Linked DNA regions of Homo sapiens: region 2 is linked to region 1. The links are chromatin contacts, found by Hi-C or POLR2A ChIA-PET in ENCODE. All regions are on one chromosome and are shown on one strand. Each heading gives the region's core, a stretch centred on a gene start or an enhancer-like site at or near the end of the contact. The rest is flanking DNA. Distances are from core to core; before and after follow the strand shown.

Region 1 (4,586 bases), core at 1,409-3,908:
ACCTCTCCCAAAGACAAATATTAACAATCAGGAGTAGCAAAGTTCAAACCCATATTGAAAAATAAATTTTCTTTAATAAACAAATCCCAGTTTCCTTCCTGTGGAGTCAGTGTACCAGTAGGCTTTTACTGAATTACAAACTAGAACAAAACTTAGTGGCTTAAAACAGCTGTTTATTTAGCTTATGATTCTGTGTGTTGGTGATTTGGGCTGGGATTATCTGGTCACTTTGCTCCTGATTGCAGCTTATGGGTTCTCACTTCTGTGTCTGATGTCAGTTGTCAGCTTGATTGGGGCACAGTTTCACATGTCAGGTAGTTAGCTCCTTGTTATGTGGGGTGATAGGACAGCCTAGGTGACATGTCTCTCATCAGCTAGCACAACTGTTCACATCCCATCCTCCAGCAAGCCTATTCTCAGCCTCCAGCATGCTTATTCAGAAGGACTTATATACATGGCAGCTGATGGGTTCCCAGAACAACCAGAAGGCAAGTCCCAAAGTGCAAGCACTTTTCAACCCTCTCCTTGTGTCACTTGCTGAAGTAAGTATCCTTGAGTAACGCAAGTCAAACAGCCAACCTAGATTTAAGGGGTGGAGAAAAAGGCTACCTCTATTAATGGGAGGATATACAAAGTTACGAGAAAAAAACACGGATGTGGGGAGAGGGAAAATTTGCGGCCATTTAAAAAAACAGCAAGACCTGTTTTTGTGCAGAGTAGAAAGTGTTTTCTCTTGCTTAGAATTTACCAGAATGAGAGAGGGAGAACATTATGCTTTAATGGGTGGTCCCTTTTATAGCCCTGGAAGGTGCCCAAGTTGACAGTTCTTTACTTCTCTGCAAGTCTCCCTCCAACAACAGGGAAGGAATGAGACTGGGGAAAGAAAAGAATTGCCCAATTTTTCTCATTGTCATTGATATTGATGTAGCCAAGACAATAAAAATGTTAAGACCAAATAAAATAGTCTGATTTTGTCATGTTTTAAATTGTGGAGGGTCACAATTTATGACCCCCTTTATCAGAATGGGAGAGTTGAAGTGGCTGTTTAGCTGCATAAAACAACCAATTGATTGTGTTTTTTTTCTTCACTTTTTTTACCTGTACAAAAATACTTAGGCAAGCCATACACTCATATCTAAAGCCAAATAGATATATCAGTAACAGAAAGCTGACACAGTTTGAAAGATTCCAGAATTTCTTGGGTTAAGAAATTATGCCCTAAAACACCAATTAAAAGACAAATGTATTTCTATAGAGTGAGTACTGAGGAAATTAAATATATAGATAAAAAACCCAATGATTTGATACAATGGAATCCAGTACAGAAAAAATTTTATGAAGAAGATAGAAGGAAAATATGATGATATATTACATTGATATGTCAATAAGAAGTCATGGGTTCTGAATATATATGGAATTTTAAGAAAGGGGAAAATTCATACTATATACATAATTGACTTCCTATTTCTGCCTAGGCATGTATGTTCTCACATGATCAAATTTTGCATGTACATTTTCTCCTAATTTGGTACTTAAATTTCACCTTTCAAAAATAATTTGTGTGACAGTAATAGAGGAGTAAATAATGTCACCAAATAGTATTCAAACATGTAAGCATCACTAATGAAGACACATTTTGAGCACATTTTTTTCTTGTATTTAAAGGATAATAGTACTTATTGCTTTTGACTCTCATATATTTGCAAAAAAAATTTTTAAAGTCTATAGAAAAACTGATGGGACACATGCTGTTGGGTGATAATCTCATAAAACCTCTCAGTAAGAGCGATGGATGGATGGCCAGAGTCTACCCTTTATGTATTTGTATATCCCTCTATTCTTGTCATTATATTAAAAACTACAGAACATTTATTACATGAAGATACTGTTAGCAAATATACATGTTGAGCTAATGAGGCTTGTGCCCTATACTCTTGCAGTTTATAATATACCAGAGTCCATTGAATATATCCCACAGACGTATAATCAAGTAGATAACCAGTAAGTTGAATAAGTACAAAAATGAAGTTGGGAAGTTATACATGAGTAACAAACTGAATGTACTTTATGGGATTTCTGGTGAGAAGACCACATCCTACATGCATGTTTAGACCTCCTAGGATGGTAATAAATGACTACCTTTCTGAAAGAGTGAAGGGTTTATGGAAGAGATAGTATTTCATGAGTTCTTCCTATGAAAGGAGGGGAGGGTATGGTCCTCTGACAGAAACTCTAGGCTCTTTACTTTTCTGATACTGTGGTGGTTTGAGAGTAGCCTTTCATCTTAGTCTTGAATTCTTAAGTATCTTTATATTGACATTAAATTGAAAATGGGCATAAAATTACATAATTGGAAAACACATAAATAGTTACAACTGAAAGTAGTTTTGGGTGCCTCTGTCCCTTCTTCTGTCTGCTTCAATGCAAATACATACATGTTTCTGACTCCTTTCCTTCCATTTGTGACATTCTAAGTCAGAGAAAGCTCTTTTTACTGAAAACTGCCCAGACCACCCTGCCCCTGAGGAATTTTATGTTCTAGGATCTAGTTTCCTTGTACATATGTAGGCAGCTCTTGCTTTTATCTTCTCAGCTAAATTAGTTCCTGCATGTTGAAAAAGGGGAAGTGGTGAACCGCCCCCACGGAAGACTTTATTTGGTTTTTAAAAGCAGGTTTGTTACGATCCTGTTGTGGTTATTATAGAAGACAATTTTAGCACTTTGAGCTGTGTGTTTTCCAGAGGAAGTGTTTAAAGAATTTTGCAAAATGTTGGTTAACATTTCAGCCTTGAAAGTTGTTAAAGGTCAGGATATGTTTTGTTATTAAGTTTGAGAGAATAGTTGGGGAATTTAAGTGACAGGAATAAATAAGGAAATATATCACAGTTCATGCATTTCCACACTTTCTCATTCCTACATCTTACTATCCAATATATACTGAACATTCTTTGCATGTCATTTCTTTTCCAACGGAATTCTTTGTTGGATACAACTGAAAGGGTTTTTCAAACTGTTAGTGGCTGATAATTTTACATGCAAACAATAGCACAATGTCATACTGGTGAAAGGAAGCACTGATAAATGTCTCGATATTTCTTAAATTATGGACCTATGTGGCTTATATTTCCACATATGCGAAATTCCTTGATGCAATACAGTCTTACTGCTTAAGACACATATCACTGTAATAATCTATTTGTTGGTGCTATGATGTTATAACCTGAAATTCCATACATATTATTAAAAGAAATCTAAATAGGTAAATTTGTGTCTTGACAATGAAAGAGATAATAATGTCTTACAAAGTTTTATAGTTTTTAGTTGCATTCTTTAAACCATTCATTTTAATTTTAAATTAACTTTTTGGTTATTACCAAGGAATTTGTTGTTTTGGTACATGTAGAAAAATTATATGTAAAGCAATATTACTGCTTTAGTTCCTGGAATATGGCAGGTGCTCAGTTAAACTTGTAGAATATATTATAGCCAAACAACTCATGGTTTGAAGGAAATGTTAAATCTCTATAAGGCCTAAAAAGTCTTTCTAAGGGATTGAAAGAGGAAATTAGAAAGAACCTCAAAATATCAGTGACTGGCAATCCAGTAATCAAAGGACATATTACTATACATATCATTTACATTTCAGAAATAATATTAATTGGGTATTTGCCAGTAGTCCTTATTTAGGCAGGGAAGAAAAAAATTCTCCTAATAGCAATTATACTGTACTTAATAAGCTCCTGCTATGGGCCAGTCAATGTGCTAAGTGATTCACAAATAGTATCTTAATCCTAAAAATAACTAGATGAGGCAGATAATAATATTTCCTCCATTTCACAGATGAAAACAGAGAGCAATTACATAAATTTCTTGTCTTTAAAGTAATGAGTAGAGAAGCCAGGATTTGAACTCAGGCACTTTCCAAACATAAACATTGTGATACACTCTACAATACTAAAAAAGTTAATTTGTGTATTCCAGTGGAGACCACATTGTTACTAGCTATTGTCAAACCTGAAATATTAGTACTGAAGCTCTACTCTATGTTTTGCAGAACTCATCACCTTTATTGATTAACTATGTGCTCATTCCTTTCACTTTGTAGAATTCTATTTCTGTGCTGGTTTGCACAATAGCTTAAATGTTTTCTTTTTTTTTTTTTTTTTTTTTGAGATGGAGTTTCATTCTGTCGCCCAGGCGGGAGTGCAGTGGTACAATCTTGGCTCACTGCAACTTCTGCCTCCCAAGCTCAAGTGATTCTCCTGCCTCAGCCTCCTGAGTAGTTGGGATTACAGGTGTGTGCCACCACCACCTGGATAATTTTTGTATTTTTAGTAGAAATAGGGTTTTACCATGTTGGCCAGGCTAGTCTTGAACTCCTCACCTCAAATGATCCGCCTGCCTCGGCCTCCCAAAGTGCTGGGATTACAGGGAGTAGGTCAAATTTTTGAAAGTACTTTGTTCTCCACTACCTTTATTCCTCTCACCCCACTTAGAGAACTGTGTAGGTTTCAAAGTAGAATTCTACCCGCTTATAGTTTATTACATTTTTTTCTTAAGTGTACAACTTTCTATAGCAACTCAAA
Region 2 (4,586 bases), core at 550-3,049, 41 kb before region 1:
AACTGGTAACTTGAAATTTTTGACATTGCTACTTCATTATCTAGTATAAATGAATAATCTCAGTGTTGCTTTAGTGCCCACTTGTTTCTCATATTAGTAAGTTATTGCAAAACTTAGCATTTGAACAGAATTGGAAAATGAATAATATAGTCAAGTTTTCTGTATCACATATGATATTGCTTTTAAATTCTTATTTTATTAACTCTTATTTTTGAAGAATTGTTTTTTGAATAGCTGTGATTCTTTTTAATTTTTATTTTTTCTTGGATATCTAAATCTTTTAATTTTTCTTCTTTAGGATTTATATACTTCCTTTTTAGGTTATGTTATGATCCTTCTCTCCAACTTAAAAACTTAAAACAATCAAATAAAACAACCATATCTTGTCAGAGTTATGCTGTGATTTGTGTACAAGTAGAAGGCCAGGTGGACAAATGACGGGTACTGTAAAATGAATCCAAAGCTACAAATGCAGCTTTGTTTGCAATGACAAATAGCTCTCTAATGCAACTAATTTAAATATGAAGGCTAGGTTATTGCAATAAGCTAAAAACCATTTAAAATCATTTTTAGGAAAAAAAACCCTCTCCTTGGATGTATGTGGGCTGTATTCTTAGACTTTGAAGATCAGGCTTAGGAGTTAATATTATTTAGTGGTGATTGGGACAGAGTGTCATTTTGTGACACTCCAGGACAAGTAGCCTCAGGGTGTCATGAGATTTCATGCTAGCTTGGTAAAATGAAATAATTCTAAATGACACCTCTGAGCTACTCTGAAAAGTTAGCTTTCTAATGAGAACTTAGCTACTGAAGAAGCACTTGGCTGAGTAACAAATCTCTCTACCTTTGCAAAGAATTTCTTTTTTTTACCCCCTGCTGGCATTTAAACTCAACCATTTACATTTAGGAAATCACCAATATATGTAAAAATGAAAAGGAAGGTAGAGAAGCAGCAGAAAAAGTGTGGTTGAAATAATCATTTAGCTATGATGACCATGCCAAATGTAGGTAATATTTAGAAAAAAAATTTGGATGCCATACACACAGAATTGAGGAAATTAGTTTTTGATATAGATATGTCAGAATTGGTTCTGTGATATAGTGGCAGTTTAAAAGTGTTTTCCCAAGAGAGGACTGTCAGATTCTGCTCTAAAACCAATAGAAAATGACTCAGTCTCAATTATACTTTGTATCCTAATTGCAGAGACCTTTAACATAATGACATAATGAACAATTAACACTCAACAAAGTATCAAAACCAACCACAAAAACTGCTCAAGGACTTTCAGAAAACATTCATTCTTTCAATAAATATTCACTGTAGTCCAAGAGATGTAACGAAGAACAAGACTAATAAGATTCTTACTTTTTCAAAATTACATCCTCATTGGGAGACACAGATGAATGAAGTAAGCACACATATTTATCAACTAATTTCAGATAGTGTTAAGTTCTAAGACGAAAATAAAACAGGGTGATGTGATAGAATGTACCTTGTGTGTGGATGTTGCAGAGAGGGTCAGCTTTAGTCAGGGAAGGCATCCTAGATAAGGAGGTATTTGTGCTAAAACCTGAATGATGAGGACTCCACCACGTCAAGATTTGGAGAAAAGGCATTCCATACAGAGAAACAGCAAGTGCAAAGTCCTTGAGATGGGAAAGAGCATGGTATGTTCAAAAAGAAAAAAGAACACCAGCATGGTGACAACAGAAGGGACAGTGTTGCAGAAGATGAGGTCAGAGTGATAGAGAGGAGACAGATTGGACTTTTGTTCTAAGTACAACAGGAAGCGATTTCAGCATTATAAGGAGAGAAAGGAAAGAATATGCATGATTCAAAATGATCACATTTTCATCTGGATGAAGATTAAATTGCAGAGGGGCAAACTTAGAAGAGGAGAGACAAGTTAGAGGTTTTTGTGGTAGTGCAGGTGTTTGACAATGGTGGTGAGATTAGCATGGTAGTACTGGAAATAGTAATTAGATTCTGGATACACTCTGGGAGTAGGGTCTACATATTGAGGGTTTGGATATAGAGAACAAGGGGAAGAGAGGAATCAAGCATCTCCCCTAGGATTTTGCCTTGAGCTGCTCGTGAAGTGGAAATGCATTTACTGAGAGAAGACTGGGGGAGAACAATTTATAAGGGAGGAAATTAGAAGTTCTACTCCAGGTATGTTAAGTTTAAAATGCCTATTACTTGTCTAAGCGGATCTTGACTACAAAACTGTCTGTAGTCTCAGCAAACGAGTTCTGTGGGCAATCAGCATTATTCTCTTTTTCTTGCCTTCCTGCATATTCGTAGCTTGAGGGAAAAATAGAAAAAAAAAATTCACTTGTTTATTCATTCAACAAATATTTATTAAACCATCTATTCCATAAACATTTATGCTAGGCACTGTTCTAGCAAATGTGGATAGGGGAATAAACAAGTTCTATTTTGTATCAAACTTTTTTTCCTTTTCAGGTTTAGTTTCAAGAGTGTGGGTGAAAAATGGATGACTCATTTCCGTTCTTTACTAGCTGGTCCAAGGCTGGCAGTTTGGTCTCTGTTGCCTCACTCTTCTCTGGTATGCAGTAGAAACATTCAGAAATAGACTTAGTAGCCTGGATATACAATGTCACCTGCCAAAGTCCTTCAATACCATAGTAATGAATAAAAAATGAATGGTACTAATTGATATATATTTCCTCCCATTTATTCATCCTATGTTTTTGTTTTTCTATTGTGTATTATTTTTTAAAGTACCAGAATAAACTAATGTCTTTGAGTTTGTGATGACTAATAGAAACAGTTGGATATAGAAATAATTCAGTTTAAGTCAGCCAAAGAAACACCAAAATGTTTCTGAGTAATTGGTTATTGCAGCCTTCTTAGTATTTCATTAGGGATAAATTGAGGTTTCTGAATCTAAGAAATTACCTGGTGCTTTTCAATACTGATATGATAGATTTTGATACCACTTGCTTAATATAGGAACATTTCCTGTTTTTCTTCTAGAGAACTCTGAATTAAAGAGAGAAGCAGAGATGAAAATAACTTCTCATTTGTGCTTTGAAATATTTCTTGTCCTAATTAAAATTCAGGCAAGCCAAATTTGATACCATAACATAGAGTCAGCCTGACCACTCAGCTTCCCTTAATATTCTGCATCCCCTCACCCTTCTTTAAAACTGGTTCCTCCAGTTTGTATCTGAATGATGCTATCATCACAGTGAGTTGTGCCAAACTCAGATTACTGTATGCTATAGTCATCGTCTGGTTTCCTGTCTAGTGAAGAAGCATTTCATGGTGGTTAATAGCACTGGCTTTAGTCAATTAGGCTAGGATTTGAATTCTGGCACTGCTGTTCATTGGCTGGATGACCTAGGGCAAGACACTTACTCTTTGTATCTCGATTTCCTCATCTGTGTTGATGTGTGAGACTTAAATGAGCTAATGCAGGTAAAGTCCCAAGCACAAGGCCTATCACCAGGTAGGCATTTGTTCATATGCTTAAAACCTATTTGAGTGTCAGGCACTGTTCTGAGCTCTGGGATAAAGCAAGCACAAATTAGACAAACTTCCTGCCTTCATGGTCTTTTTATTTTGGCATTCCATAACCTCAATTCCCTTTCTTATTTTCTTTCTTTCCTGGATGGCTCTGAGCAAAATAGTCATGTAGCAAAAAATGGGCACTTTATCATATTCTTACTCTTGTGTGTGACACAGCTAGTGTATTAGTCCATTTTCATGGTGCTGATAAAGACATACCAGATACTGGGCAATTTACAAAAGAAAGAGGTTTAATGGACTTACATTTCCACATGGCTGGGGAGGCCTCACAATCATGGTGGAAGGCAAGGAGCAAGTCACATCTTAGGTGGATGGCGGCAGGAAAAGAGAGAGAGGACTTGTGCTCTCTCTCCCGTTTTTAAAACTGTCAGATCTCGTGAGACTTACGAGAACAGCAAGGGAAGACCCACCCCATGATTCAGTTATCTCCTACTGGGTCCTTCCCACAACACGTGGGAATTATGGGAGCTACAAGATGAAATTTGGGTGGGGACGTAGAGCCAAACCATATAAGCTAGTGTCCGTGTTGCCCACCCTTGCCCACCAAGCTCCACCCATGCTCCACTTCCCCACCTAGGATGTCTTTCCCAGCAGTGCCTCCCAAGTGGGGCTTCTATGCACAACTTGGTGCCCTGCCCTATCCACACTCACCTGCATACTTTGTATCTTAGTCCCTGCCTTCTCAGTCATGTAAGTCAACTGATACTGAGTTTCTAGTAACTAGTATAGACCAAATATATACCCCTATTGAGAGCTTTGCTTAGTTCCCTAGAAATGAATCTCTAGAAATAGAAGATTGTAATTTGTGGAATATTTGAGAGAGGAGAGGGCTTCAGAGAAGCTGCTGTGTCTGACTGTGATCACTGTGTCGTTTGTTTATTGAACATAGGCTGTAAAACGACTTTCTTCTCTTCCCCATGCTTTTCCATGTTCCTCGCTCTCTCTCTTTTTTCTCTCCTATTTCTCACTTTCCCACGCTTGTGTCACTCACATTACATAAAATATAATATATAGTGAAGCCAACTTAAAT

The links. A loop is a pair of places that touch in the nucleus more often than their neighbours do. ChIA-PET counts read pairs that join two places held with the same protein, here RNA polymerase II (POLR2A). Pooled maps may share reads with other maps.
Region 2: a map of CD4-positive, alpha-beta T cell shows a loop between it and region 1 (4-fold over the local background). The contact joins the promoter of MIR4280HG here to the enhancer-like site in region 1. A Hi-C loop is called at or near these places in 15 of 168 maps with a recorded cell type or tissue (B cell, CD4-positive, alpha-beta T cell, CD4-positive, alpha-beta memory T cell and 11 more), 36 of 37 single-sample maps with no recorded cell type and 18 of 50 pooled maps. POLR2A ChIA-PET finds 5 or more read pairs at or near these places in 13 of 52 experiments (CD4-positive, alpha-beta memory T cell, CD8-positive, alpha-beta T cell, GM12878 and 9 more).

What each region holds. Positions count from the first base shown.
Region 1 is chr5:87,079,748-87,084,333 of GRCh38, reverse strand. The region is part of intron 1 of MIR4280HG (MIR4280 host gene); the gene reads left to right. Among named protein-coding and RNA genes, the nearest start is that of MIR4280, 33 kb to the left of the region's middle. RefSeq lists an enhancer at 364-413. Within about 2 kb of position 2,658, at least 9 of the 41 ENCODE cell types and tissues checked have a DNase peak (open chromatin) inside an H3K27ac peak, as active enhancers do; they include B cell, CD4-positive, alpha-beta T cell, CD8-positive, alpha-beta T cell and 3 more, where a contact is called at or near this core.
Region 2 is chr5:87,119,408-87,123,993 of GRCh38, reverse strand. MIR4280HG (MIR4280 host gene) reads left to right here and starts at 1,799. Exons shown (of 2, transcript NR_186582.1): 1 at 1,799-2,173. LOC101929380 (a long non-coding RNA gene) reads right to left here and starts at 3,846. Exons shown (of 4, transcript NR_105018.1): 1 at 3,800-3,846.